Regions from separate parts of the Homo sapiens genome. Here region 2 is linked to region 1. The links are chromatin loops, found by intact Hi-C in ENCODE. Cell type or tissue: ascending aorta. All regions are shown on one strand. Each heading gives the region's core, and the rest is flanking DNA. Links, peaks and the distances in the headings are about the cores only.

What was found. Peaks named below come from ENCODE experiments on the same cell type or tissue, not always from the same donor. Only the 100,000 strongest peaks of a DNase experiment are listed, where the experiment ranks them.
Region 2: a loop joins it to region 1, with 2.1 times the contacts of the local background. A loop is called at or near these places in 1 of 110 quality-filtered maps.

The regions. Positions count from the first base shown.
Region 1 is chr14:30,207,446-30,223,106 of GRCh38, forward strand. No RefSeq gene overlaps it. Among named protein-coding and RNA genes, the nearest start is that of PRKD1, 290 kb to the left of the region's middle. In ascending aorta, for the core only: a CTCF peak has its summit at 7,214 (motif pointing left); no DNase peak of the experiment used is centred there; H3K4me3 peaks cover 355 bases.
Region 2 is chr14:29,797,259-29,812,919 of GRCh38, forward strand. All of the region lies in intron 1 of PRKD1 (protein kinase D1), which reads right to left. It also overlaps the pseudogene RNU6-1234P. Among named protein-coding and RNA genes, the nearest start is that of PRKD1, 120 kb to the right of the region's middle. In ascending aorta, for the core only: no CTCF peak of the experiment used is centred there; a DNase peak (open chromatin) is centred at 8,513.

The DNA.
Region 1 (15,661 bases), core at 4,904-8,903:
CTTTGCATCAAATCTCATAAAAATGGAGAGGCTGCACAGTCTATCTGGAAATCATCAGAGAAGCAGAAACCGGTAAGCAGTTCTCTATACCCACTCCTCCCCTATGTGCCCCACACCTGACTCAGACAGAAGCTAGCACAGGCACGCAGCAACTGGGTTTGCTGAAAGCCCAATAGAGGTATGTTTCCGAAAGGATTCACTGCCTCTATTTAGAAATTGGAGCCATTTTATCATTCATCCCATGGAAGATAATAGTCCGCTTAGTATGCACAGAATAGCAAAGTCATGTGACTTTGCCTCTTAGCTTTAGGGCCCCATCTTAATGGACTGAAAGAGTAATATAAGTGAGATGTAAGAACTAGAAGAGAAAACACTGTTTTTGGTGTTAAACTGTTTCAGGCCCTGGAAATGGGCTTTATTTAATCTTTTTGTGAATGTATGTAAGGTCAACAATGTTTTGGTAAAGCCCGCAATTCTGCCATGCGGTGCCATATGGGAAATGTGCTCACAGTGCTCAGGCTGTCTGCTGTTGGTAAATAGAAGCTATATTATAGCACTTTCTATAGCATGTGGACTGGCCTGTGGCACTCCAGTGTTAGGATAGTGTGATATTGGTAGCTACTGAAATGGAGACATGAGAGCTGTTAGGAATATTTTCTCAGTTGTCATCATGGCAGAGGCCAGCAGAACAGCAACTGGCCCACTTGTGACATATATATCTCTTCCCAACTTCTCCTTTTATTCCTCCTCCTCTCCCTCACCTGTAGCAATAAAGGAGGGAGGGAGGGAGGGAGGGAGGAAGGAAAGAAGGAAGGAAGGAAGGAGACGAAAGAAAGAAAGGAAGGAAAGAAAGAGAGAAAGAAAGAAAGAAAGAAAGAAAGAAAGAAAGAAAGAAAGAAAGAAAGAAAGAAAGAGAAAGAAAGAAAGAAAAGAAAGAAAAGAAAGAAAGAAAAGAAAAGAAAGAAAGCATTTAACTGGTTCCACCAATTATATAGTCTTGATGTATTTTCCTTCTCCTTTCCATTATTAACAAAAATAAAGCAAGTTCCCAAATTTGGAATTAGTTATGCAAATATTCAGTGCTTTCTTTGTTTAAAAATTCTTAGCAGCTGCTACTAGGAGAGCAGAATATAAATAGCATCAGGTGTGTATTATTATACCCAGCTGAACAGCTGCAGTACTTATATTTAATTCCTCATGTTATACTTAACCCTTCCTCTCTGTAATAATATCAGTTCTTGTGTAAAGCTTTTATGAGGTTTTCCCTAGAAGAACCTTGCCAATAAAGAATGAATGAATAATTTAAAAACCACAGATAACTCAAAACTCTCATTCTAGGCAATGGTTTCTCAAATTCTCTTTCATCAATGAGTGGACTAAGAGACCAGATTGTCTTTGCTCTGTCCTGCCCATTGTTTAGTGAGAGGGGTTGGAGCTGTAAAATAGGTAAGGTGATGGAGGAAGAAGAAAAAGCAAGAGACCCAAATGCAGTCATTCATATTCTAGATATTTACTCCCTAGATATTAAAATTACCAATATCATCCACCGATCAATAAATATTTTTATTATAGAAAATACCATAGTATATATACTATATATGTGTATATATGTATATATGTGTGTGTGTGTGTGTATATATATATATATATATATATAATATATACTTTTATTGCAGGAAAAAAGGTAAGCTATCTATTTGGAGAGATGTTACTAACATGGAATAAATAATTCTAAAACATGCAACTCTCATGGCAGTCAGAATTCACAAAGGTGAGAGAGATGGTTGTAAGCCAGCATAGACATTTGAGTTAGATCTTTGATGGATAATTTTTATATTAATGTGAAGAAAATGGTGACTTAGAGCTCCTGCAATCCTTGCTCAAAGTCACGTGATTACTCAATGGATTCCCAAGGCTAGAGCTCAGAATTTTTAAAGTCCCCACAGTAAACATAAGAAAATATTTTCTCATGTCAAAAATATATGGCTTTAGGTAGTGTCTTAGTCCATTTTGTGTTGCTATAACAATATACCAGAAACTAGGTAAATTATTTTCAAAAGAAATGCATTTGGCTCATGGTTCTGGAGGCTAGGAAGTCTAAGATGGGGGGGCTGCATCTGGGGAAGGTCTTCTTACTGCATCATTTCATGGCAGAAGGCATCACATGGCAAGAGAGCAGAAAAGAACAAGAGAGAGAAAGATAGGGCTGAGCTTGCTTTTATCAGGAACCCACTCCCATGATAACAGCTTTAATCCATCCATGAGGACAGAGCTCTCACAGGCTAATTACATCTTAACAGTTCCCTTTTTAATATTGTCACAATGGCAATTACATTTCAACATGAGTTGTGGAGGGGACATTCAAACCATAGCAATAGGTATCTTGTTACTATGTCTTAAATTTATTTGGAAAATAAGGTTTTGGGGGGAGAATGACAAAAAGGGAGTCATATTGTGGCTTCTAAAGTAAGGACAATTTGCTCAATATGCCAGGTAGAAAGAGACGGTCCATTTGTTGAAACCTGCTAGATGATAGGCCACATGCTGGGCGCTTTCCTTGGTACACCTAGGTTCTTCCTCCTAACAATCATCTGAGGTGTTGCACAGGTTGGACAGTATGCCAAGGCCAGAACACTAGTCCCCAAAGCCTGAGCCCTTTCTAGAACCTTATGCTGTCTTGTCAGTACCACATACTGATCTGTTGACATTTGAGCTGTCTGGTAGAACTAAATAGAGAGTAAAGTAACTGAATGTACAGTTTAGTCCAGTTTTCATTTGGCCCAGCTACAGATACTTGAAAATGCCAATAACGTAAGTGAACAACTTGCCTAAAACCGTATGATAGTATTATTCCTATTAATTTGACTAAGCTGTGGAAATACAAGATTCACTATCCACACATACATACACAGACACACGGAGACACACACACACACACACACCCCACCACCACCACCACCACCGCTATGATACCATATACACAAAAACACACAGAATCCTTTGATTCTCATTCTTCTCCCTAAAACAGTTCAACTTCAAGCACATTGCTAAATGCAAAACTGATTATTTGGCAACTGAAGTAGTTTAGCCTGAGTTGCTAAGAGATCTGGTGCCTTAGAGATTCTCTTCTTAATTAGGCCCACAGATCTATTAATTCTATAGATGTGGTGCCTGCAAAGAAATGATCAGGTTTTCCAGAGCTGGTATCACAAATACGAAATGATAACATACAGGTATACATCACAAAGACTAAAGACCATAAGAAGATGGGACACTGGAACCAGGAACCAGGCTGCAGGGCCGCACTTCATTCCCACTCTGTGTTGCTGTGTGCTCTCCCTGGAATAGTCCCATGAAAGCATGTATTTCCCTGAACCTCTGACAGAGCAAGAGGTGAGTCATCAAAGTGAGAAAGGCCAAACCTTAAAGGCAAGAGCAGCTATAGAGGGGTTTGGGACATTGATAGAAGAACCACGAACCAGTAGTTTCATAATGGGCTAATCAGACCTGAGACCAAGCGAAGCTGTACCTCAAACCTCAGACCAATCTAGTGGGATAATGCTTGAGAATGTGGAACTGGGATCCTGCCCTTTCTCTCTTCTCCATCACTCCATAAGATTAAAAAATAATAATAATAACAATGTGCTTTTGATCGTTTCACCTCTTTCTCAAACTATTTTCTTCATTTATGAAAGCAGGCACTAAATGTAAGTGTGGGCTTCAGGCACAATCTTTGTGCAGTAAAATTAATTTGCACTGTCAGGTTTAATCTCAGTCTGTGAGAGACTTCCTTTGCCCCTTTCCTGAGGGCATGTGCACACACACTCACACTCACACCCCTACGGGCTCATTTGAAGAGAGGCTTTTGTCATCTGTTCGAATTTGAGATTCAAAAAGGTCCCTAAGATTTACAAAGGAAACATAGAGGGCAGGAAAGACAGAACTTGGACACCCCATGCCTAGAATAAGCCATGCAGCTCTTGCATCCCTGAGCAGAAAGCTCCAACACTTGGCCTGGATCTCTGGTCTCTTATGATTGACTTTGGACTTTGATCTCTTAGTCTCTTGTCCTTGAGGAAAGCAGAAGTATTTCCACATTCTTGTGGCCCCACATAAAGGCTTAGAAGGAATTCTGAATCATTTCCTATTGAGAATTGTAACACCAACATAGCAGGGGGAACATTAGTATTTAAAATATTCTCACAACAAGATTTAAATTTTCCTTTTGGTTGGTTCCAAATTTCCATTGACTCTAACTTTAATTATAAACTGAATAAAGACAGTTTTAGAAATTTCTACCTCAGAGTGATTTTTCCATTTCTGCCCTCTTACTTATTCTGGGGAGCTTGGGGGATAGCAGTGGTGCCAATGTTGAGTGAAAATTAAGCAACCTAATGAATTATTCCTTGTTAATAATGTCTCTGGCAGGTAATAGCCATTTTTATAGACTTTTTCTAGAGACAATGCCTTATCCAAAATAAATGATTCTAATGATTGTACTATAGTAGGCCAGTAAGGGAAAAGTCTAAGGACTTTGTAGTATACTTCAAATCCTATCATATAGATGGTAACATATTGCCTATGGATAAGCCAACTGTGGGCTTATGTACACAGAAAGCAGAGAAGGGAAAAAAACCTCATTAATCTCTATGTTGAACGCTAGTTTAAAAAAATCACTAAGCATTTAAATGATTCATTCCACTGAATGCTAAGTAAGAGGAAATCAACCTACTTTTTTATGGTCTTTGCTTCTGATTTACATCACAGCCTATGCTATAAGCCTTCCAGACACCAACTGAGATTATACCTGGTGGTTGCTCATCTCCTGGGTAATATGATCAATTTGGACAGTGGTTGTTTACAACTAGCCCTTTGTGACCAGCTAAGAACGAGATGATGGACTCAGATCACTAAAATGGGCAATCAGCAGCCCCTGGGAATAAAGCAACACGGCGTCTTTGTTGGCTTTGAATGCCCGCATTGAAATAGGATGATTTCACCTGGTGCAGCACCTCCCAAAAGATAGCATCTCCACCTCCCTGCTCATGCTCAAGTGCCTGCAGATGGAATTAGACTGGAATGTGCCACCAGAGAAAGGCGTGACTACACAGAATTTACAGATTTAAATAGACATGTTGTGAGATGCAAGTAAACGGATATTATGTGATGACAAGCACTGCCCTCCTAGACCTGATGCTCTGGTTGGGAAACGTTACTTGCCCACGTGAAACAACCAGAGAATACAAGAAAACCTAAAAACAGGTGCTAAATTGTACAGCAATAGACTATACACTATAAGCGAAGGTTAGGGACAGTCTTGTTTTATAGATAGGATTTGAGGTAAGTTCTGCTCTTAAAATTGAGAGATCCCCTGGAATGAGGCAGAAGGTTGGCTGGGGCTGGACCAAATGAGGTTAATAGATGGACTCTGCTTTTCTTTACTCCATTCATTCAACAACTAAATGAAAAGCCTCTACGTGCCAGGCAGTTTGCACTGTGGTGGGTATATGATTTGGAGCAAAACACAGAAACCCAGGAAAAACAATGAGTGAAATGAGAGACATTTAGGCATATGAAGTAAAGAAATATCTGGAAAACAGCCCTTCCTTCGCCATAAGAAATTTGTATTCTGTCACTCTCTGTCCATATACACTCTCTCTATATATATAGTAGGACAAATGCTGTTTCAGTAGCATTCTTATATATGATATTTGCCCTATTTACAAACAAGAAACAAAATAAGAATAAATCAAAGTGAAATTTTCTTCCTTGGCACATTACAGGTTTTTATTCTACAGTTAGTGGAAAACTTCTTTATTTCTAAACTGTATTTACCAGATAAATAATCACATAGCACTTGAATTCAAACCTTTGATCTAAATTTCCCAGATTCCTGAGACCAAAATGTTTTCAGAAAAGAGCTTGAAATGGTATAAAATATGAAGCATTTTCTTTATAATTGTATGGTATAGTAAAAAAAGTTTAGGAATTAGAATCAAAATACTAGTTTTGAGTGCTGGAAATACCACTAATTGACTATGATCTAGGCAAATTATTAATAATTTCTAAATCTCAGTTCCTCACCTGCAAAAAAATCCAAATGGCAGGATCATTGTAAGAACCAAATAAGATATTGTGGATGAAAGTGTGTCAGGAACTATAAACCATTATACCAATAGTTATTATTATTAACATCATCTTTGTAATAAAGGAGATGTGTATTATGTTACATAGTGTTTGGGTTATTTTTGTTTTGGTTTGGTTTTGTGTTTTTTTAGATCTCTTTCATTACCCAGCACAATGCTTGGCACATAGTAGATGACAAATGTTTGTTCAATGAAAGAATGAATAAAAAGATAATGCTTCTGACCATATATATTGACAGGATGTGTGCTTTGAATTACTTTTCTAGAAGTGGTGAAGAATCTTTGTAGAGCTGGTTAAGTGGATTTTCCGTGTGCGATCCTGGGATTTTTTTTTTTGTTTGTTTTCTTCTTTTCTGTAGCATACCAACTGACTCTGACTGGAATCAAACCTATGCCCTTAGTGTCTCAGGTAGCAGTTGCTCTAACCAAGGAAGTGAATCAATCCAGACTAAAGAGAAAAGATGATAGTATATACTGAGCCTAGTCCTATAGGCTACAATGTGTGCAGGCTTCATAGGCCCACTTTCTAAATGATGAGTAAGAAAATGGGGAGGCATTATTTGCCTCTTTAAGAAAAGCACATATAATGAGCTCACACTTTCACCTTCCACCCATCAAAACAGTGAGTCAGAGAATCACAGAATGCTGCTTTCTTCCAAAGTCCCTTGTATCCAGACTTTCAGACATATCGTACCCCTCACTTCCCTAAATTTTCACCTCTATGGAATGCACACAGACATATGGGTAAATCAACAACAACCCTCAAGGAAGCTATAACCACCCAGCGTGTACATTTTGCAACTCTTTCAACTCGCTTCCCATCCTGCCCATCCCCTACACAAATCAGGTTTGAATGCCCAGGCTTGTCACCTGGTATACAAAAATGCAGTCTAACACTGTATTTATTAGCAACCCTTTTCCCTTATGTTTAATTTATTGTTACATTTTTTAAATGTACAAACAGTTATACCAGTTTTATACACAAAACCACAGGTACCGTTTTGTATCTGTCAAAATTCCAGCAGCCTGTGGAGAGAGACAGTTGAATAGATGTCCTATGCTGCCATCTAGTGCTTTTGTCAAGACACGGACTTGTTCATTTTTCTGGAAATGAGGAAACAAAGGCAGCTCAAGGCACCCAAATTCTGGAAGAGCTACTGATATGCATTATTAAACAGATGCATTTATGACACTTGGACCACATTCCCTGGAACCAAGCAACTTAACTTGTTTTCACACAATGGCAGCTTACACCCCTGCTCTTGACTGGCAAAGCTCTGGCCTACCCTGGAGGCACCTGGTTTAAATCCAAACTGACTGGGCAAGCAAAATGCCCCTCTGAGCCCCTTTCTACAGCTCCCATCTGGCCAAGGTTCTCTTGGCATGTCTCTTCCTCCAGGAGGGACAGTTTTATCTGAATGACTTGCCTATTACTTCAATTCTGATAGAAGGCACAAAGGAGTCAGATGGCTTAAAAAAATCATTATCTTTAAAATTGACTAAAACAGCAGCCATTTTCCTTATAGTGGCCAAAAGTGAAGCTTCTGAATTTGTCTTGCTCCTCAGCTCACGGGATTTGTGTCACTCGTTAGATCCCAGATCCTTTTCTGAATCCCCCCCTTTATCTTTTCTTGGATCTCAAAAGTACCTTTCTTCTCCTCAATTAATCAATCAGCACATCTCTGTGTTGCACACACGCTATGCTAAAAGCACTATATCAGACACCGGTTAGTGGGTGGATAAATCAAATGAAAATAACCTTTCCATCTGCGTCTCTGATCACTTCCTGCCTCTGGCCTCAAAGAAGCTTCACCATCCGCCTCCTTGCTACTCTTTAACCCTTTCCTCTTTCATGCTTCTTTTTCTTTTCCTTTAACTATACACAAACCTCTCTTCTAGTTAAAATAAATATAAGAACTTTACTTGAACCCTCCACACTTTCCTGCTACCAGCAAATTTCTTCCTTCCGTGGTTGTATCTTTTTGTATTTTTATCTCAATGAAATGGAGAATTCACTAACCCAATATGCTAATCTCCCAATATAGAATCAACCGCCTAACAAATTAGACGGTGTCCTTCCAACAAGACAGAGTGAGTATCTGTTAGGGCTGCAGCTCCTGAACGTGACTCCTGAAATGGAGAGGAGGTTATCATAGATGACCTCTGAGTTCCTCTGATTTCGATTCTGTCCTTTCTAAACTTTATTTTATTATAGTCTCTACTTCTGCAGCCACTCCCTACTTAACCATGCCTGTAAACTCATGACTTTCTCAAAAGGAAGTTAGCCTCTCTAGATGATCAGATTCCATTCCCCCTTCTTGAATTCATTGCTTCGTCATGACACCCTGATTACAACCCTTTCTTGAAGCACTCTCTATTCTATTCGCCAATTCTATTTATCAAATACCTCATTGTTTCCAATGGTTTTACTGATTTCTTCTCTTCCCTTATTGAGGACTATATCTAAACTTGGATTTTGTCCATATCTATGTCTGTGACTTTACAAACACATTTACTCACTCCCACTGTATCTTCACACAATGCTTCATGATGACAGTGATGGTGATCATGATAATTTGATCACATAATTCCACTTCCACAAAGGTCTTAAATCTTCCATTTCTACTGTGATTTTTCAAACTCTTTCCAAGCCCATACCATCATTTATCCGCATAGCAGAATAGTTCTTCTTGGTTGTCCCATCAACACTATAATAGTAAACTTTGGATTCATGATTCTCACCCTCAAAATGGCATACTTCCCAAGTTTGTCCATTACTATCAATGGCAACACCATGGCCAATCTTCAGCTAAGCTGAGTATCTTAGATTCGTTTTGGAGTTATCCTTCTTTAACTCCTGATATTTAATCTTTCCCCAAGACTTGCAAATTCCTTCTTCTTTATTTCATTCAAATATGCATCTTTATTTCCACTTCAGCAACCAGTTTACGATGAGGTTAAATCCTCATTGCCTTATGCCTGGGTTGCAGAGAAACTTCTAGGGCAGCTCTCCTAGCTTCCAGTTCCACTCCTGTACCAGTTCCTCTTACAAAGAAGTTTGGGTAGTCTTTCAACCAGTTTGCTGTCACGTAGCTTACCTGTTAAAAGTCATAATAGCTTCTTATTGCCTCTCAATATCACATCCATTTCTGTAGCCACACACATTCAAGGCCCTTCTCCAACTACATTTCATTTTCTTTCACTCGCTCCCTGAACGTGTCCCAAGTTCCAGTCAAATTCACTTTTCTAGCATTCTCTGCACAGGAATATTTTGCACACAACAGTCTTTCCCTCTGGAATGCTCATTCACTCCTTCCAAAAACTAGGTCTTATTAATTTCTCAAAATGCACACACACCTGATGGCAATCTAAGATGGATAACATCTGTCTTTGATCTCTCTTCTACTCTGAGATCCTCCTCAGTGGTCGCACTTTCAGGGAAATCTGGATGCTCATAAAAAGAATGTGAACAAGCCATTGTTTGATGGCCTCCATGACCCCAGTAGATAGATGGTTTCTGCTTTCTGGCCTACGTGCATGTTGTTGTGCCTTACCAGGAGAGCCACATGATGTCCAATTTATGTGGTTTGCTGCTGAGGCTGGATGCCCATGTCGTTTTCAGATTAGGAAGTTTTCTGGAATAGGATCTTCCATTATACCCTAGATGAGTGATGAAGATGAAGTAAGAGGACAATCCAAGAAGAACTTTTTGACATTGTGATTAATGCATCAATTTTGACAAAATCATTTTGATGTAGCTACTTTGACATCAAAATGGCACTTTCAATATGTAAGATCACTATTTTTCTTGTCATTACTAATTAACATGCAAAATCAATATCCTTGATCTTTACTACACTCTTAACTGTCAACATAATGTGTATTTTAAAACACTGAAAGTCAGAGGCTAAAATATTATGTCAAAACCATGTTTCCATGACAAAAAGTTCCTAGCATCAAAATGACTGTGCCAAAGCAGCCAGGTGTAAATCTCATGACAGAATTGCTTTGGGGTGAACTGGTGAGTATGGTATGAGAGGTGACAACAGAGCTCTGAGGAGAAGGCAGTAACATATCCATGGGTCTCAACTGGTAGCACAGACACCCAAGAGGAATCATGGCCAGTAGATATGGTTCTCAATGGAGAAGGTATTAGAGGTAGACTCGTAAGTCACTGGTCCCTCTAGCAAGTGGTCTTCTTTTGTTTTTTTGTGTGTGTTTGTTTGTTTTTTGAGACAGAGTCTTGCTCTGTCACCCAGGCTGGAGTGCAGTGGTGCGATCTCACCTCACTGCAACCTCCGCCTCCCAGGCTCAAGCAATTCTCATTCCTCAGCCTCCTGAGTAGCCACGGATGTTCTTTATGAGCTTAAAATGGATGGATAATTGGCCCCTGTGCAAGGGCTTAAGTTGCCTAATGCTCCTGTATCTATCACAGGCCCAAACCTGGCCATGAGTATTTATTCCTCTATCCTCCAAAGCTAAAAGCAATAATGGGAGAGAACATCCCAGCACCTTGGGAGGCCATTGTGGGCAGATCACTTGAGGTGTTTGAGGCCAGGAGTTTGAGACTGGCCTGGCCAACATAGCAAAACCCTGTCTCTAATAAAAAGTACCAAAATTAGCCAGATGTGGTGGCGCATACTTGTAGTCCCAGCTACTCAGGAGGCTGAGGCATGAGAATTGGCCAGGGGTATTCTTTATGAGCTTCAAATGGATGGGTAATTGGGCCCCTATGCAAGGGCTTAAATTACCTAGGAATGAGTATTTATTCCTCTATCCTCCAAAGCTAGTAGCAAAGTAATAGGAGAGAACATGGACAAGGGGGCTCTAACAGCATGATCATCAGCTTTATCAAGAGTGTGTTTTGTATTTCTTCCAAGAAAGTTTCTTGCAGATAGCTAATTTATTTTTTACCCTATCATATTCCAGCAGGTCTGTAACTAGAGTGGTACCCTGTACCCCATAATTGCTCCGTGTTAACAGTTCACAGATGAGTAACTTGTCCCTGGCAATTCAAAAAAGGCTACTGTAGTTTGAGATGATAGATATCCTTTTTCTCTAATAGAAAAAAAAGATGTGTGGGTAGGGAGGGAACATTATAAAAAAAAATTTTTTTTCATGTCATTTATTTGTTTACTTGTTTATTGCCTACCTCTCTCACCTCATTCTCATTAGAATGTTGGCTCCATGAGAGCCAGGACACTGCTTCTATTCATTGATGTTGTCCCAGTACTTTGCACATTGATTGGCACACAAATATTCAATAAATAATTATTAAGTAGACAATTATTTTTCCACCAGAGAAAGAGGGTCCCTTTGGACTAACAGTCCCAAAAAGGAATGGTTTGGTCCATTCCAAAACAGCTTTGTGATTAGCTATGTTTTTCTCTGGGCCTTTTACTGCTCAGAATCCCTGCCAGGGAAGAAATGCTAAAGCTCCCATCTTTTAAATATGTAGATCCCTGACATTTGGTTGCTTCATGAATTTTGCATTGCATAATGACAAGTGTTTAATTTTATAAACTGCTCCTGTAATAGATCATTTTCAAGGAGAGGCATAATCTGGAAATGCAGTGTAAAGTACTGTTGCCGAATTAGACAAATGTCTTCCCCGAGCCAGCGATCCTTTCCGTAGTAAATGTTTTCAAGCATTGACGGATTGGAAGCCATGGAAATAGTCTCAACACCCAGCTGGCTGACTGAGTCAGAAATGAGATGGCCCATGGATGCTTCTCTTTTCCAGGCTGCTGTGTACCAACCCCAGAGTATCTTGGGAGTAGAGAAAATAAAAACAATTGACTTGTTTCCTAAGACCCAAATGGACTTGCTCAGCCTGATTTTGAATTCTTTTTCCATTGCCACAAAAATTGAAGGTAGAGGTAGAAAAAGGGAATCGTGATTTCTGGGTTCTAAAAAGGATAGTTTGGTGCTTTATGGTCTATCTCAAGCATATATGCAATACCATGAGGCCAAAGAAAATGTCTCTAGAAAAGCTCGTGGTGATTTGAGGGTATAATGGGAGGAGAAGCCACACCAATGGGCCAAGTTATGGATAATCCATGCTTTGTGCTCCATGTTTCTGTCACTGTTTGGCCTCAGCAAACTCACTGACCCTCTCTGTTCCTTGGTTTCCTTGTACAAAAAATATGCTTAATATGCTTAATAGTGTTCCCTATTTAACAGAATTCTCATTAAGAAAGTTGAGATTAGCCTGGCCAGCATGGTGAAACCCTGTCTCTACTAAAAATACAAAAATTAGCCAGGTATGGTGGCAGACGCCTGTAATCTCAGCTACTTAGGAGGCTGAGGCAGGAAAATTGCTTGAACCCAAGAGGCAGATGTTGCAATGAGCCAAGATCATGCCATTGCGCACCAGCCTGGGCGACAAGAGCGAAACTCTGTCTCAAAAAAAAAAAAAAAAGTTATGAGATTAATCTTCAAAAGTCAGTGGTTGTAAAAACTGTATGGCTGTAAAAAAAATGAGGCTAGTTTCGTAAACTATATACAGATAATTCATTACAAGTATTTCAAGCAAGAGCATACTGATTGTGAGGGCACTGTGTAAGTTCAATAGGAACAATGAAAAGAAATTGGTGTGTCAAGGGTTAAATATGTAAATTCATAAGGAAGATGGGCCCAATATATTTAGTATGGCTAATAAAGAAAAGAGTTGTACCCAAAGAAACTTGCATCCAATGGCAGTTATCCACAGCCATTCCTCAGGGAAATCTATCAGTCAACAAGGCAGCCCCATGTAGAAGACAGAATCATGAACAACAATCAAGATACCTGAGTCTAAATAATTTTTATGCAGTGACATCTCATCTCAGGCATCAGACTAAGCATGCTACAAAGATGATTTCATTTAATCCTTACAACTATCCTATGAGGATGATGGTATTAGTATCCATGCTTTATAATTGAATATATTTTATACAGGTTAGGAAACTTGCCAAAGGTCACACAACTGGGATTCAAACTCCAAAAGTCAAATTCCAGGGTCACACTCCTAAGTATCATACCACACTGTTTCCTGGTAAAATAATTGCTGGTAAGTCACTTACGCTGAGTTCTTACACCTAAGGTTGGGTTGATATAATCTCTAAAGTCTTTTCCATATATAAAATAAAAAGCTTATTTAACATAGCACTAGATTGGGTAAGCCAATCTGTTTCTTTGGCAGAATATATCAACATATCCTTCTTTGACAGAATACATATATATTGATATGATAGAATACATGTCTATGTATATATTGATTTGATAGAATACGTGTGTGTGTGTGTGTGTGTGTGTGTGTGTGTGTGTGTGTGTGTGTGTATTTCCAGCTCTGTTTGTTACTGTGTCCCCACCACTGGTTGAGAGCCCATCTGTGCAGCTCAATGGCTTGCACAGCACTGATAAGAACTCCATAAATGGAACTGGCCAGGGACATTTTGGACTCATGCTTTTTGATGCTTTGCTAATTGCATAAATTCCAAACTCATGCCATCCAGGCGTCACTGACCTTTCCTGCTTCTAAGAATTCTTCTCCGGTTTTGTTGATTCCTGCCCTAGTTTCCATAGCAGCTGCTCCACATATTGTCTCCCACTTTCCAGTACCCAACCCCATTTAAATCCCCTCTCACATCTTACCCCAGCAGTTCATCTTTCTTTCAGCTTTTCTGAGACTGGTGTTCCTAGAACCCTTCTTTTTCACTTGACAGAATTTCTTTAAATGTTCATGATTCCTTTTCTCCCTCCCACACACTTAAAGGGAAGCAGCATCCGTCTTTCTTCCTCCGTCACTCCATCTTATTGAATCTTGTTATATTATTTCTCCTTTCTCTTATGAATTCCATCTCTTGTTCTTTTCCCCTTTTGTCTAGGAACATACTCAAGCCAGGGGGTTATATCAGTACAGGACTTTTAACTAACACTGTTGAAGATATCCTATGTGCCAGATATTGTATTAGATAATATGCACATGATACTGTATTTAGTCTTCACAGTAACCTCAAAAGGTCGATTTTATAATTGGCATTTTGTATGAGAGGAAATTATGCTTAAACACATTAAGTAACTTGGCCGACGTCATGTACGAAATAAATGGGTAGTGCCAGGATTTAAACCAAGTTTCATTCCAACTTGCATGTTCTTTCCACTGTATCTCACTTGTTTCTGAAACTAAATAAATAAACCCTTTCCTGCAACCCTGCTGCGTTAAGCTCTCATTTTGTCTTTCACTGCCAAACTGGAGTTAAATACTGCAAGCATTTATTAAACATTAGTTATGTTCAAGTGACCGTGCTATATACTTTCCCCGGAGGAAAGACAAAGATAAGTAACATCATCCTTAGCTTCCAGAAGCTTACAACCTAATAACCTAATCCGGGTATCAGATATGTAAACAACAATAAAATGAGACAGGAAGAAGTGCTAAATAAAGTTACCAGAATCCTCTGAGGATACAAATAAAGAGAAAATAACTCGAACTAAGGGACGGTCAGAGCAGAGAATTTCATAAAATAGCTTTTGAGTCATTCAAACCACTTTCTATTGACCTGCAATTCAACCTTGGGAATGTGTCTTCTCCCATCTCTTCCTTTGTGTTCTCTCACTCCCAGCCTACACTATCACTGCACCTTCGAAACTGATCTTCCCACCTCCAACTTTTCCCACTTCAGTCCAGCCTACAAAAGATCCTTGCTGCTGAGTTGCCCTCATTATACCCAACTCAGATTCACCACTCCCTGAATAATACTTTGTGTGGCTCCCTGCTGCCTGCTAAGTAGGAATATATTTATTTACTTTATCCTCAATAATCATAGGCCAACCATATGAAGTTGTTATAAAGATCAAACAGATAACATATGGGCCAAAAGTGTGAAAACCACAAATCATTTTAAAGATAACCTAATGATTACTATATTATGTATCCTACACTTGGACCAGTGTCTGTTTCCTGAACCCAGTCATGGCCGTAGCTCACTGCTGTTACTATAATGACCTCGTTCCTCCTTTCTAACTGTAAAATTCTATTCTATATGTCTCTCAAGGCCCAGCCATAAAAGCTACAGTCTTAAGAAAACATTTTCTCACCTCTCAATGAAAATGTCCTCTGGCTTCTCTGGACATCCTCAGAGCTTTACTTCCAACTTTTCCAATGCGTGTGTCACAGCAAGCCAAATATTATAGATGGTTGAGCATATGTTACAGTTTCCTTGGTTAATTGAAAGCTATTTTAAGGCAAGAACCATTCCATTCATCTTCACAAGGTTTGTGTGCCTAGCACAGTGCCTTACCTAAAGTAGGCACTCAAATATCAATTAAATGGAAGATTAAAACAGGAGGTTATGTTACTCTGTACTGAAATAATTTCAACAGGAGCAAAGGGAAGAATTTTTCATCCATCCTTTTCTGGGATTTAAAGCAAGGCATGAGGATGCAGAACATGCACACCCATACCAAATAACACCAGCGTAGTGGCCATAATGGGGAGGAGAAAAACCCAAATTGACTGGCCCCAATCTTGT
Region 2 (15,661 bases), core at 6,036-10,035, 410 kb before region 1:
AGGAGGATATCAGTATGCCTTGTAAACAAATTGTTTGTAAGCGATGGATTAAAATCTCTTTGGTAATAATTGATCAAATGCAGTAAGTTTACATCAATAAAACAGAGCAATAGTAATTGTGTTATTATCTGTCACTGGTTCAATTTGATGTTTAAAATGTACTGTTAGGAATTGCTTAAATATCTGTCTGAAGTATCAGAATTGTACTGTTACAGCATATGAAACATGTAAATATCATCTGATCCTGCTCTAACCAGACCCTTACACCAAACCATCACCGAGTGACAAGGTTTTCCGGAACACCCTAAAACTTTTATCAAAGGGGGCTGATCATAACAGGTAATTAATTCAAACTACCCAAGGGTGCCACTATCAGTTGGTGCAGACCCTTCGTCCTCTTGGGCCCAGGGAACCTCGAAGCACCTGCACTGCTACAGACACACACACCACCACAGGAGCTGCTATTGGCCTTAGCTTTCCTGTCCCTCCACCCCAACCTGCCCAGCTACCATGACTTACAAGTGGTGCCCATAAAGTGGAACAGATTGCAAATGGACTACCATTTATATTGCATTTCTTTTTCTAGATGAACATGATTTTGAGGTAATCAGTGGTTAATACCAACATCCTGGTGAAATACAGACACAAAACCTCCCACTATAACTTAAGCTAGACCCAACCCATATATACCAGTAATTCAATCAGCTACAACTGTAATTACAGAACTCAATGCCATATAAATCTCACTACATATTGAAACTTAAGGCATTCCAGAAACCATCTTGAAGATGTATGTATATTTAAATATAAAGGATTGGCCTCAGAATATTTCTAAGTTGTGAAGATGTCAACAGAAATTTTAACAATTAAAATGGACAAATATCAGCTTTCCTCTTTGGGAAAATTTTATGTTTTTGCAGACATGTCTGAAATGAAAATTTGCCCCTATATTTTTTTCTTTGAGAATTGCACTTTTCTGACAGCAATATGCAGTTCCACGCAGTTCCACCCACTTCCCACTGCTTTTCAGACTCATGTGGCAGAAGCGCCACCAAAATACACATACATATTCATAAGCTGTCTGAAGCATTAATTCCACACATGGCAATGTATACTTGCATCTGTGGTTGGAGCTTCTAATTTGCAAAAGCAAATATAATGTGTCTAAAAATCTTGATGAGTGAGCCTTTCAAATTCAAGCCCAGAACATTAAGGATCCATGTATACATAATTTCAAGCAGCAATAGGCTAAAGTCTTCTGACTACCTAATATAATTCTCTCCAAGTCAGTGTCACTGTATGAATATGATTATTGCCCATGTTAATTTCTCTAATTTACTTCTTACATCTATTTCAGGTTATAAATATTCATAATTGTAGTGCTCTGGTAGTAGCCCCCCACCACTAGTCTACACTAAATTGTACTTGCTATAATATAAATCTATTTTCTCCCATTCTAATTTATGAAATGGCTGAGAAAAATGGCTTGCAATATCTTTTCAGAATAAAAATATAACCCAACCTTTTTTATTCAGTGTACAATGAGCTATTGGAGGAAATCTTGATTCACAAAAAAATTCAATAATCTTCCACATCACTGATTCTTTTTCTTTTCTTTTCTGTTAAATAATAATCTCATCAGTAGTTGAGCTGTTCTACCCCCTCTGTCCTTGAGTTCTAATTTTGCTGCAGGAGCGTAAAAGAGCACATCTCACTTTTACTCCTCTTTCTTGGGTGGGAGTACCTCCACGATTTGGCAGCTGCTTAAGTCAAGAAAATCCCTGCTTTGCTAATTCAGAATTCTTAAGCAAAGAAATTTGCACATACTAAGTGTTGGACAAATAAAGAATTAAAGGATTGGCATCAACCTAAAAGTATTAAAATAGTATGCAAGAATCAAAGTTGTAGACTTGCTAATTTCTTGGCAAATTTCAATATGACAAAAGTCATTAAAAGGTGAAAACCTCAATTAAACAAGTAATTGTTTTAACATGGTTAAACAAGTGATATTTTAATGAACTGACTCTGTAAATCTTGGTGAAAGAAAACAAATTGCTTCCCTACTAATATTTTGGAAAAGATAACAAATTACTTTGCTTGAATTTTGATTTTTTGTTTATTTGCACTGATTTTATTAATCATTCCAGTGGTTCAAAACAGACACCTGAAATTGCTCCGGGATTCCTAAAGAAAGCATACTGCCATTGTTAAAGTTTTGTTATTTATAGCACAGATTTTCTTCTAAAAGGCTGCAATAGCAAGGATTAAAAATGTTTATTAAATAATCTTGCAAATGAACATAAAATCTTCAGAAGCCAAACACTGTCCTTCGGCAGCACTGCACTCTCTTACAGAGTGTCTTTGGGGGAGCTATTTAACTACAAATAGTTTCATCTTCCAGGAAGACCCAAACTGCTTATGTAGATCTGATCCTCATTATTTGCCAATTCCTCATTTGCAAATTCATCTACTTGCTAAAATGTATTTATGACACCAAAATAAATACTGCAGTGCTTTCGGGGTCACTTGCAGACATGCACGGAGTGGCAAGAAAATGAACTACCCAATGTACACATTCCCAGCTTACACTGCCTTCTTGTTTCAGTTCTCAATACTCTCAACAGTGTTCTTTTCATGGTCTATTTAATGCCACATTTTTTGCATTTTGTGCTTCTTCTTGGTGATCGTGCTGCTCAAAAGGAGCCCCAAGCATAGTGCTGAAGTGCCGTCTAGTGTTCCTAAGTGCAAGAAAGCTGTTATGTGTCTCACAGAGAAAATACATGTGTTAGATAAACTCAGTTCAGGCATGGGTTTGACCGCTATTGACCATAAGTAGATTAAAAAAGGTGTCTTTAAAACAGAAACACATGAGATTATGTATAGGTCGTTCAGAAAAATGTGACAAGAGACTCACAGGAACTAACCCACCCTGTATTTCTCCCAGGAGAAATGGTTCAGTATTTGCTAACTAAGATGATGTGACAGAACAGAACTTCCACAAATAATAAGCATCAACTGTATATCTCCAATCAACTTGGCTGTGATATCCCATTCCAAGGAGAGTCCGCACTGGTTGCGTAGAGGCGTGCTTGCATTTGTTTAACACTCTGTTCCTCCCTGTGTCCACTTCTACTTCATTAAAACCTGTGTTCTAGACCCTGGGGTTTTATTGGTGGGTTAACTCTGATTTGCAATTGACAAAAAAACTTTTATGGATTCACCACAATAACTTTGGGCCTAATAATGAAATTTTCGACTGAAATCCAAATTCCTAAAATCACTACTCTGCTTTTCAGTGTCTTCATATTTGGTAAGTCCACATGCAGGAAAATATTTGACTTGCTTTACCTTATGAAAACTAAAAGTAAAATTGTGAACACTACAGACTCTACACATAGACATGCTGATGTCAAATCACAGGAAAAAAAATGTGTGTTTTCTGTTATTTGAATTTTTTGAAATGAGTATCTTCAACAATTTTATAAATCTTTCCCTGGACAGCTATAATGTGACCAACTTTAAGTTGTGACATCCCTCTATTTTTTCAATCACCTTGAAAAACAGTCCAGTCCTTCATCCCTTTCCTTCTAGCTCCACACTTGGTCCCTTCATGATAAGACCCCTGGCACCAATCCTCCCTATTTAAAATAAAATTACTATATGGTATATACATTTTAAACTTTAAAACACTTTTAATTTGAGAGTTTAAAGTAATGCAATAAAAATGCTAGTGTAATATTTTGTCTATTTAACTGTCAGAACCTGTATCAGCCCATTAGTCAAGGTTCTCCAGAGAAAGGGGACCCAAGTGTGTGTGTGTGTGTGTTTGTGTGTGTGTGTAAATGTCTCATGCCATTGTAGAGACTGGAAAATCCAAAATCTAAGGGCAGGCAAGCTAGCTAGAAACTCAGGCAGGAGCTGGTACTGCAGTCTTGAGGCAAAACTTCTTTTCAGTTTTTGTTCTTGAGGTCTTCAACTGATTGATGAGGCCTCCCCACATTATCAAGGCTAATGCCTCTACTTAAAGCTTACTGAATATGGATGTTAACCATACCTACAAAAAACCTTCACAGCAACACACAGATAAGTGTTTAATCAAGAACTGGCCTCCACAGCCTGGCTAAGTTGACACGTGTAGCTAGCCATCACAGTACCTTAAACGATAAAGTTGCCTCCAATGAACATGAATAAGCAGTAGGGAAAAAGAACCACTTGAGGCAATCGCCTTGATCTTCAATCCCAGCTGTTTCACTAACAGTGTGGTTTTAAGAAAGTCATTTTTTCTTTCTGAACCTCAATATGCTTATTAAAAAACAAAACAAAACAAAAAACAAGTGGGGAGTATTAACACTTAGGTTTTGGTGGTCTTATATGAATTACATGAAGAGCTTAAGGCAATCAATGAGTGGCAGTAACTATGCTATTAGGGTCTACGTGTTTTTTTTTTTAGATGGAGTTTCGCTCTTGTTGCCCAGGCTGGAGTGCAATGGCACAATCTCGGCTCATCGCAACCTCCGCCTCCCAGGTTCAAGCGTTTCTCCTGCCTCAGCATCCCCAGTAGCTGGGATCACAGGCATGCGCCAACACACCTGGCTAATTTTGTATTTTTAGTAGAGACGGGGTTTCTCCATGTTGGTCAGGCTGGTCTCAAACTCCTGACCTCAGGTGATCCACCCGCCTCAGCCTCCCAAAGTGCTGGGATTACAGGCATGAGCCACCAGGCCCGGCCTGGGTCTACATCTTTTATACCTGTAATCTCAGACATTAATACATTCCTGGCAAATAGTATATGTTTCATAAATGCCTGTGAAAGGAAGGAAGAAAGGAGCGAAGGAAGAAAGGAAGGGAGAGAGGGTGGGAAAGAGGGAAGGAGAGAATTAATAAATAAATGAAGAATGTAAAGCTACATTTCTGAAAAAAAAAAGATGTGACTCTACTTGAGACTACAGAAAAAACAAACAAGAATAAGTAATAGTCCCAGCTTTTAAGAAATTTAGACCTGATAGTAAATAAGGCCAGTTTGCCAATAACCATAATACAAATAGATTAAGAAAGGAAGAAGACAATACATCTAATGCACAAGGCAATTTAATAATTCTTGTGTAAGTTCAGATAAAAAGCACATTATGAGACTATAAAGGCTCAAAAGCAAACACATGATGTATGAGAACAGCCATCCAAAGATTTTTGCACCACAGTAGATGGATTAGATAGATCTAAATGTGGTTTTCTAGACCTGGATTACTTTACAAGTTAATTGACAAGGATAGGAAGTTGCTAAATTTAAAACAAGGTAACAAAGTGACATCTTTAGAATGATACTATCAGAATGGAAGATGTAAAGGAGAACTGTAATTCAGTCAGTTGGAGCAACAGATAAAAGATTGGAACCTGAGGAATCCACCAGTGTTTACATCAAATTATCCAAGGAAAAGAATCTTATCAGGTGACTCAATAAGATTTTCCCATAACCTGGATGGAATATCCTTCAAGACCAACCAATTCCTTATGTTTCAATTCTGAGCCAATTGAGCAACTTTCCAGTTTCTGAATCTGCTTTGCAGACATCTTGTTGCAGAAAGGCAATATCCAAGAAAAGCACATCACTCACTCTAAGTTAGTATACAGGCACTCCAGTCCATAAAAATATTTTGTGAGGCTTACTAGCCTGGATTTATCTTCTAGGAACTATAGCAACTCTGGTTTTATTTTAAAAATGAAGTTTCTGGAACTTAAAATCTGAGAACCAGAAACTGCATTTCAATGAGCCGGACATGAGACAGGCCAGGTCAAAAGCCATGCAAGACTATCCTCTATATATCCCTCCCAAATGGTAGTATTTGGTTCATACCTGAGTGTTCAGGGCTGAAAGGACCCACAGGCTTAAGGAAAAGGATTAAGGATAAGAAGTATTTCAGTGGGCAGAAATTATGAGTAGACCATTCCAGATGGAGGGAAAAACAGAGCTAAGGTCCAAATATTGTGAAATACAATGTACATATGGACTAGAATAAACAGTCTCATTTTGATGGCACACAAGGTTCATACTTAGGAAGGTCTAGCAAGAATATTTTAAGGTAAACTATGACCATTTTGGGGAATTTTAATTGACCAGATTGGGAAATGATTTTTTTGTTTACTGACAATGAGAAGTCACCAAGTTTTAATTTTTTTGTCTAGTTAATATCAAAATTGTAACTCTATATTAGCATACTCAACTTGTTAAAAACATAGTTGGTAACTCTGAAGGAGTAAATGACCCATGAATTGCAACAGTTTAAGTAGGAGGTAAAAATAATCCAAGCTGGAAACACAGCTGTTTTAATAAAAACAGAGGATAAGAACTTGAGACTCTAAGAAAAGGATAATTATTGGGATTCACTGAGCATCTCATTGCATGTGAAAGGTGAGGGATGTGGAAAGGTTGACCCATACTCCAAGGCTAGTAATTAGGGGTAAAATAATGATCTTTTGTTTTTCAATTATTTATATGCTGTTCTATAACTTTTGAACATCATTTTATATTAATGCTTAGACTGACTTAATATCACCATTTAACATCTGCAACTGGGTTCATTTAAAGCCAAATTCAAAATGCCTAAACCCAATCTCTTTATCTTTCTTGCTATCCTGTAACCACAGTAAGCAGTGAGCTGAAGATTTTCTAAACGTTTCAACCACCCATAAAAACAAATGTATGCGGCCGGGTGCAGTGGCTCACACCTGTAATCCCAGCACTTTGGGAGGCCGAGGGGGGCGGATCACCTGAGGTCAGGAGTTTGAAACCAGCCTGGCCAACATGGCAAAACCCCATCTCTACTAAAAATACAAAAATTAGCCGGGCATGGTGGTTGGCGCCTGTAATCCCAGCTACTGGGGAGGCTGAGGCAGGAGAATTGCTTGAACTCAGAAGGCGAAGGTTGCAATGAGCCGAGATCAGGCCATTATACTCCAGTATGGGCAACAAGAACGAAACTAAAAAAAAAAAAAAAAATGTATGCAAAAGGCAAGAGAACAATCTAACAACATTGTTATACAAGATTCCCAAGAGTAAACTGTTCAAAAAGCAATGTTCTCCAGCTAGTAAATCTAGCACTTTTAGTCCTTTCTTGAGAGCTGACACTGATACCAAGAATCATAACAGTTGCCTGACTTTTCTTAATGCTGTCTAACCCACGAACATGTCCAATGTCTTCTTTTTCCAGAATCTTGTCTCAACAAAGCAGTATTTAGAAAACAGGAGCATTAGACTCTCAACAAGTAATTCACCAGTAGTACAAGAAGCCCAAATATGCCTCCTTGTGCTACTTTACCCATACACAATCCAACTAAAAAAAAAAAAAATGCATCCTAATGTTTAAAATAGAGTTACCACAGTAACAAAGTGAACAGTTAAAAAGCAATGAACTTAATCAATGCAAGTCATTGTTAGAAAGATCATCCCCTGAGACAAACCTCTCAGTGCTAACATTATTGCTATTTATCTGAAGTATTTTCTGAAAAGCTAAGAATGACTGACTGAGGGCTTCAGATCAATGAGGTGTTTTTTTTTCCTTTCAGTGAGCTAAAACTCCCAGTAGACCTAAGCCGTACTTTTAATCATGACATTAATCGATAACAATTACACCCAAGAGAATGCCAACATAGGTTTTCCAGGAAATCTCATAGGGCTTAAAGTGCTAAATTATAGAAATAGTCAATATTATGTGTTATTAAAATGGAATTCAGGTTGGTTTCTTCCTATTTCCCTAGAGCAGAATTATGGTGCTCTAGACCTAGAAATGTTGGTATAGTGCTTCTCAAATTTTAATAGCCTTAAGAATAACATGGATATCTTGTTAGACTATAGATTATCATACAGTTGGTCTGCAGTGTGTCCTCTGATCTGCATTTCTACAACCTCCTGGGTATTGACCATGCTGCTATTAATAGTAAGCAGGTGACACCTGCAGTAGCAAGATGTTGAACTCCATTAGATTGGTCGGGGGAAGAAGTAAAAATCACACCCATTGGCTGAGGGATACTAAGAGGTATTTGACCATAACAGAGAGATTTTTACTTCTAGATATTCCAACTCAAGCTGTCCTCCTTGCAAAATAACAGAGAAAAAGGCAACACTTAACTTACTTCAAAGAGCAGCATTTTCTAAATGCATTACAAAAAAAGAAAATTAATTATCTGGGATATCAATAGGTGTTGCCAGAAAAATAGAATGCTAATAGAAGGCTGAATGAATGGTCATACAACTGAGCTAAATGAAATTAAGTAATAACAATGGCTAACAGTTGTTGAGCACTTACTACGTGCCACGAATCGTTCTAAATCCACAATGTAGAATAACTCCTTTAATCTTCACAGCATCTCTATGAGGTGGGAACTAGAGTATTGCATTTTTCAGATGTGGAAAGGTAGGCAAGGAGAGGTTAAAAAACTTGTCCAAGTTCACAGTGCTAGTGAGCTGATGGGTGGTAGAGCCAAGAGCCAGGATTCAACCCTTGGCAGGCTGCCTCCAGAGCATGGGCTCTGCTCTCTAGAACATGATCACTTTTCATTATCAACAGAAAGTGTGAGTCATCACAAGGTGATGTAAGTACTTGTAAGTTGCCAATGAAGGGGAATATGCAATGAGGAGGAGAGAAGAAAACTTAAGTTATGGCAAGATAAGAGCATGAGAACAAGCCAGAGAAGGGAAAATTGAGAAAGTGGAAGTAATTGTTAGTGAAATAATAAATACAGAAGAGTGTACTGTAGTAGTGGAGACATCACCCACCCAGACACAGATGCACTAAATAGATCAATCTGCTTAGCAAATAAATGCCCAGGAGAGGAAAGCAAGGCAAGAAGCGGATCTCATCAACCACTGGAGGACACAAACAGTTTACTTCCACCAAATGTACTGAAAAGATCTCAATAACAAGAGCCATGATTATTCCTACGTTAAATATGCAATTTACAGATTAACTGGGCCCATTGCTGGGTCCCTCTCTTCTTCCTACAGGATGGATTGGACATTTTGCTTCTAACTAGCAACTTTGTGAAAGTGAGTAAGGACAATTTCAGTTTATTTTGATCTCATTCTGAGATTGGGCAATAGGCTTGGGAGAAGGAGGGTATGCTGTGAAACTGATTAAAATACAATCTAACAAATCCTAGATTTCAATGAACCCTCTCTGCCTGGCCTTCAGGTTGCAGGAGAAAAAAAAAATACAACAAGTAGATCCAATCTGAAATATGTAGTCTGAATCAGAAAACAGCCAGCGCATCATGCAGATTACATTACAGGTCAGGCAGAACAATAAATAAAGTAGTTGTTTGGTTAGATGAGCATTAGAAAATGGTTCGACTGTTCAGGTAAGTATTAAAACAAAAAACTAACCTTGCAAACTCCTGAAGTATGCAGAGATTCCTGGAATATTCTACTGAAAACTTAAAGAAAAGAAAAAGCTTAACTGGAGACAAAGGACTGCCTGTAAGCATCCTGAAGGCATCAGATTTGTAAATGTATTTACAGGCACCAAAACAGACATACTTTTGCAACTGAAACAAGAGAGGTCCTTTGGTCTCAAAGATTGAAATGTTATAAAAACATGCCAGGAATACATTGAACATGTTGTGGATTCAGTTCAGATCACAACAATAAAACCAATAAAACCATATTGTCGCAATATGGCAAGTCACACAAATTTTCAGGTTTCTCAATGCATATAAAAGCTATGCTTACACTACACTGTAGTCAATTAAGTCTGCAATAGCATTATGTCTTAAAAAATGCACATGCCTCAATGAAAAAAAAAATACTTTATTGCTAAAAAATGCTGACAATCGTCTCCAGTGGTCTCTTGACAGGGGATGATTTCAGGGTGAAACTGTTCCACCTCAGATCATCAGGCTCTTATGAGAATCTGATGCCGCTGATCTGACAGAAGGCAAGAAAGCAGAGCTCAGACGGTAATGCTCACTGGCTCACTGCTCAACTCCTATTGTGTCTATGGTTTGAGGTTTGGGGATTCTTGATGTAAGCCTTCAGGGAGTCCTAATCTCTTTGCCAGTGGAGAATCTAGTCTCAATATTGATGGCTGTTGATTGATCACAGTGGTGATTGCTGAAGGCTGAGGTGGCTGTAGCAATTTCCTCTTTTTTTAAAAAAAAAAAAATTGAGACAGGGTCACACTCCATGGCCCAGGCTGGAGTGCAGTGGCAATTTCTTGGCTCACTGCAACCTCTGCCTCCCAGGCTCAGGTGATCCTCCCACCTCAGCATCCCAAGTAGCTGGGACTACCGGTGTGTGCCACCATGCCTGGCTAATTTTTGTATTTTTTTCTAGAGATGAGGTTTCGCCATGTTGTCCAGGCTGGTCTCACACTTCTTGAGCTCAAGTGATCCACCACCTCAGCCTTCCAAAGTGCTGGGATTACAGACATAAGCCACCATACCAGCCCAATTTCTTTTCTTTTCTTTTTTTTCTTTTCCTTTTTTTTTTGAGACAGAGTCTTGCTCTATCTCCCAGGCTGGAATGCTGTGGCATGATCTTCGGCTCACTGAAACCTCCACCTCCTGGGTTCAAGCAATTCTCATGCCTTAGCCTCCCGAGTAGCTGGGATTACAGGTGTGTGCCACCAAGACTGGCTAATTTTTGTATTTCTAGTATAGACGGGATTTCACCATGTTAACCAGGCTGGTCTCGAACTCCTAGCCTCAAGTGATTCGCCCGCCTTGGCCTCCCAACCTGCTAGAGTTACAGGAGTGAGCCACCGTGCCTCACAACCAATTTCTTAACATAAGACAACAATGATGTTTGCTGCATCGGTTGACTCTTCATGAAAGATTTCTCTGTAGCATGTGATGCTTTTTGATGGCATTTTACCCACAGTAGAGTGTCTTTCAAAATTGGAGTCAATCCTCTCAAATCCTGCCACTGCTTTATCAACTAAGTTTATGTAAAACCCTAAATCCTTTGTTGTCATTTAAATAATGTTAACGGAATCTTCACCAGGAGTAGATTCTAGATTCTATCAAAAGAAATGACTTTATTTGTTCATCCATAAGAAGCCACTAGTCATCCATTCAAGTTTAATCATTAGATTGCAGCAATTCGGTCCTACTTTCAGGCTCTACTTTTTTTTTTTTTTTTTTTTTTTTTTTTTTTTTTTTTTTTTTGAGATGGGAGTTTTGCTCTTGTCGCCCAGGTTGGAGTACAATAGTGTTGTCTCAGCTCACTACAACCTCTGCCTCCTGGGTTCAAGCAATTCTCCTGCATCAGCTTCCCAAGTAGCTGGGATTACAGGCACCTGCCACCACACTCAGCTAATTTTTGTATTTTTAGTAGAGATGGAGTTTCACCATATTGGCCAGGCTGATCTCGAACTCCTGACCTCAGGCAATCTGCCCATCTTGGCCTCCCAAAGTGCTGGAATTACAGGCATGAACCACCTTCAGGTTCTACTTCTAATTCTAGTTCTCTTGATAGTTTAACCACATCTGCAGTTACCTCCACTACTGAAGTCCTGAACCCATCAAAGTCATCCATAAGTGTTGGAATCAACTTCTTCCAAACTCCTCTTATTGTTACGGTTTTAACCACCTCTGATGAATCATGAAGATTCTTAATGGCATTTAGAATGGTGATTCCTATCCAAAATGTTTTCAATTTACTTTGCCCAGATCTATCAGAGAAATCACTATATCAATGGCAGCTGTAGCCTTATGAAATACATTTCTTAAACAATAACACTTGAAAGTTGAAATTACTCTCTGATCCATGGGCTGCAGAATGGAGTTCCATTAGCAGCTATGAAAACATTTAATTCCTTGTCCATCTCCACCAGAGCTCTTGGGTGACCAGGTGCATTGTCAACGAAAAACAATATTTTGAAAGGAATCTTTTTTATCTGAATGGTAAGTCTTAACCGTGGCTTAAAATATTCAGAAACCATGCTGCAAACAGATGTGCTGTCACACAGGTTTTATTCCATTTATGGAGCACAGACAGAACAGATTTAGCATACATCTTAAAGGCCCCAGGATTTTCAGAATGGTCAATGAGCACTGGCTTCAACTTAAAGTTACCAGCTGCTTTAGCCCCTAACAAGGGAGTCAGCCTCTGCTTGGAGGCTTTGAAGCCAGGCATTCTCCTCTCTAGCTGTGAAAATCCTAGATGCTTCTTCTTCCGATAGAAGGATGTTTTGTCTTCATTGAAAATCTGTTATTTAGTGAAGCCACCTTCATCAATGATCTTAGCTAGATCTTCTGGATAACTTGCTGATGCTTCTACATCAGCACTTGCTGCTACACCTTGCACTTTTATTTTATGGTGATGGCTTCTTTCTTTAAACCTTATGAAACAAACTCTGTTAGCTTTCAACTTTTCTTCTGTAGCTTCCTCACCTCTCTCAGCATTCACAGAATTAAAGAGAGTTAGGACCTTACTCTGGATTAGGATTTGGCTTAAGGGTATGTTGTGGCTGCTTTGATCTTCTATCCAGACCACTAAAACTTTCTCCCTATCAGTACTAAGGCTGTTTTGTTTTCTTATCATTTGTGTGTTCACTGGAGTAGCACTTTTAATTTCCTTCAATAACTTTTCCTTGGCACTCACAATTTGGCTAAGTGTTTGGCACAAGAGGCCACACCTTACTAAGCTTAATCATTTATAGTTTTTGATTTACAATGAAAGACATGTGACTCTTCCTTTCACTTGACCCTTAGAAGTCATTGTAGAGTTATTAATTGGCTTAATTTCAATATTGTTTATCAGGGAATAGAGAGGCCTAAACAGAAGGAGGGAGATGAGGGAATAGCTGGTGGATGAACCAGTCAGAACACACACACTTAAGTTCGCTGTCTTATATGGGCACAATTTTTGGTATATCAAAACAATTACAATAGTAATTACAAAAATCATTCATCACAGATCACCATAAAAATATAATAAAAGTTTGAAAAATGGTGATAATTACCAAAACATGACACAGAAACTTGAAGTGAACATGTGCTACTGGAAAAATGGCAACAATAGACATGCTTGATGCAATGTTGCCACAAACCTTGAATTGTAAAAAAAATGCACAATCTGCAAAGCACAATCAAGTGAACAGCAATATAAAGACGTGTGCCTGTATGTATTCTTCGCTGTCACCTCAGCACCTCTAATGTCAGGTTCCAAGGTAAAGCAATCTAATTTTCTTATGCTAATACTTCAATCTACATTTACAAACTTTTCAAATATTTTATCTAAATGTTTTCTATCAGCATGCTCCTTTTTATAAGAATCTTTCATTGTTCCAAGACACAAATCATATCCCTTTGAATTCCAGATGAAAACATTTTAGGCCTATTTAGGATTTATTTCAATAGATATGTATACACATGTAAAGCAGTTTCAATGTTATTTAAAAATACACTTCATTGGTCTTATTGTGGTGACATTAGCTTGGCACTTAAGAAAATGCTTCCAGGTGGCAGGCACCTGCTCTGGCTTTAAAATGCCAACCTCAAAACCTACAGTCAGGCACCAAAGTGGGGAAGTGCAACAAACTATGTATTTCAGCACCTAGTAGTTTTGGCAGCTCATTTGGAACTGGTTATTGCCAGCTGGGCAGTTTGCCATTTCCTTGAGGCAAAATTAAAGTGGAAGATGCAAGGGTTTTATTGTAATTTTCCACCACATATTTATATCATTATGGGTTTTGTGCTGCTCTAGTCTCCACACAGTCTCACTGAATATCTTCTTATTATGTCACTGAGATTTGAAGCAAATATAGGATGATGCAGTGAAAACAAGTGGGCACTGTGTATAGTAAATGATTGCTGAAGATAACACTATGCTTATCAGAATGGGCTACATAATTTGCAGGGCCCCTTGTTCATAAAGCAGAGGAAAAGTGCCATTAAAGGTACTAAAATATCAAGTGTTTTCCTTTCTTCCGCAGCTTCCCCTCAACCTGCCATGGTGTTATTTGCTACTTGACATCCTTCAGGCACAGGGATATCTGCACAATAAATGCAGACCTTCCAGGGTTCTACCCCCACATGCGCACCCACAGCTCACACAAACTGCCCACTGGCTAGCGGCTGAGTTCTCTCTCCTTCCAGCTGCCAGAGCAATGCTCTGTGCACCACCTAGGAGAGGTGAGCTGGACATCTCCCTTCCCACACACAACTCTACTGCTCGAGCCCACAGGCAGAAGGATGACCCCCAGAAGCACTACAGTCCCTACATAAGGATGCATTAAGCATCTAGTTCAGGAGTGAGAAGTTTGCCCCACTGAGGCACCACAGTGGCACTCCTAGAAGGGGCGGCCACATCTATGCCCTGTTCTAAGACCTGTGGGGCTCCTGCGTCAGACCCTGACCCTCTCTGCCAGGGGCTGAGGATAGCAGCAGTTGTTGCGCAGGAGCAGGGAAGAAGAGGCCAGGTTGGGCTTGGGGTCCTCAGTGGTGGGGAAGCCAGAAGTGGACAACAGCACAAGTGGTCACCTGAACCAAGACTTCAAGTCTTGGGCATGTTCCATTATCCCACCAGACTTCACTTATAAAACATAAATACAAATATAAAATCAAGGATTTCAAGACAGTAAATTCAGAGCATAACACCCCAAACAATTGCTCTCATCACTGAGTAATGAAGCCAGTCCCGATGCATAAGAAACCCCAGGCCTCTGCCCACTTCTTTAGCACATGTACTAAAATTGGACAATAGTGAGATTAGCATCATACCTACACAAGGATGACATACAAATTTGTTATGTGTTTCATATTTTTATTTCATATAACTAAATACACATACACATACACACACACCCCCAAACCCAAAGAGAACACATAAAACTTGGGAAATCTGGATTGTGTGCCCATATCGATATCTTAGCTATGATACTAAACTAGAGTTTTGCAAAATGTCATTGAGAAAAACCATGCAGAGTTACAAGGGATATCTTTGTATTATGTCTTACAACTCCATATTATAATTATCACCGCTAAAAGAAAGACCGAAGCCCTATTAAAAGGACACATACAACATACAGGAAATCATTAGCAAAATTACCTATACCTAGATATAACCGGAACACTAAATTGAATATAATTTGACGTTAATATGTAAAAGAGCAATCCTTAAAATAACTTGCTTGAATACAAAATCTGCAAACACTATGTTCACCATGTTATTCCTCCTCTCAGGAGGAAAGCGTTCAGTTATCGTATTAGTTCGTTTTCACACTGCTATAAAGAAATACCCAGACTTGGGTAATTTACAAAGGAAAGAGCTTCTGCATGTCTAGGGAGGCCTCAGGAAACCTACAATCATGGTGGAAGGTGAAGGGGAAGCAGGCACTTCTTCACAAGGAGGCAGGAGAAGAAGTGAGAGCACAGGAAAAAGTACCATGTATAAAACCATCAGATCTTGTGAGAACTCACTCACTATCAGGAGAACAGCAGAGGGGAAACTGGCCCCATGATCCAATCACTTCCTTCCCTCCACACATGGGAATTACAATTCGAGATGAGATTTGGGTGGGGACACAGAGCCAAACCATATCAGTTATATTTTTTGTTAAAACATATCTAATCTAGCCAGGCATCATGGTTCACACCTGTTATCCCAGCACTTTGGGAGGCCAAGGCAGGTGGATCACCTCAGGTCAGGAGTTCTTGACCAGCCGGC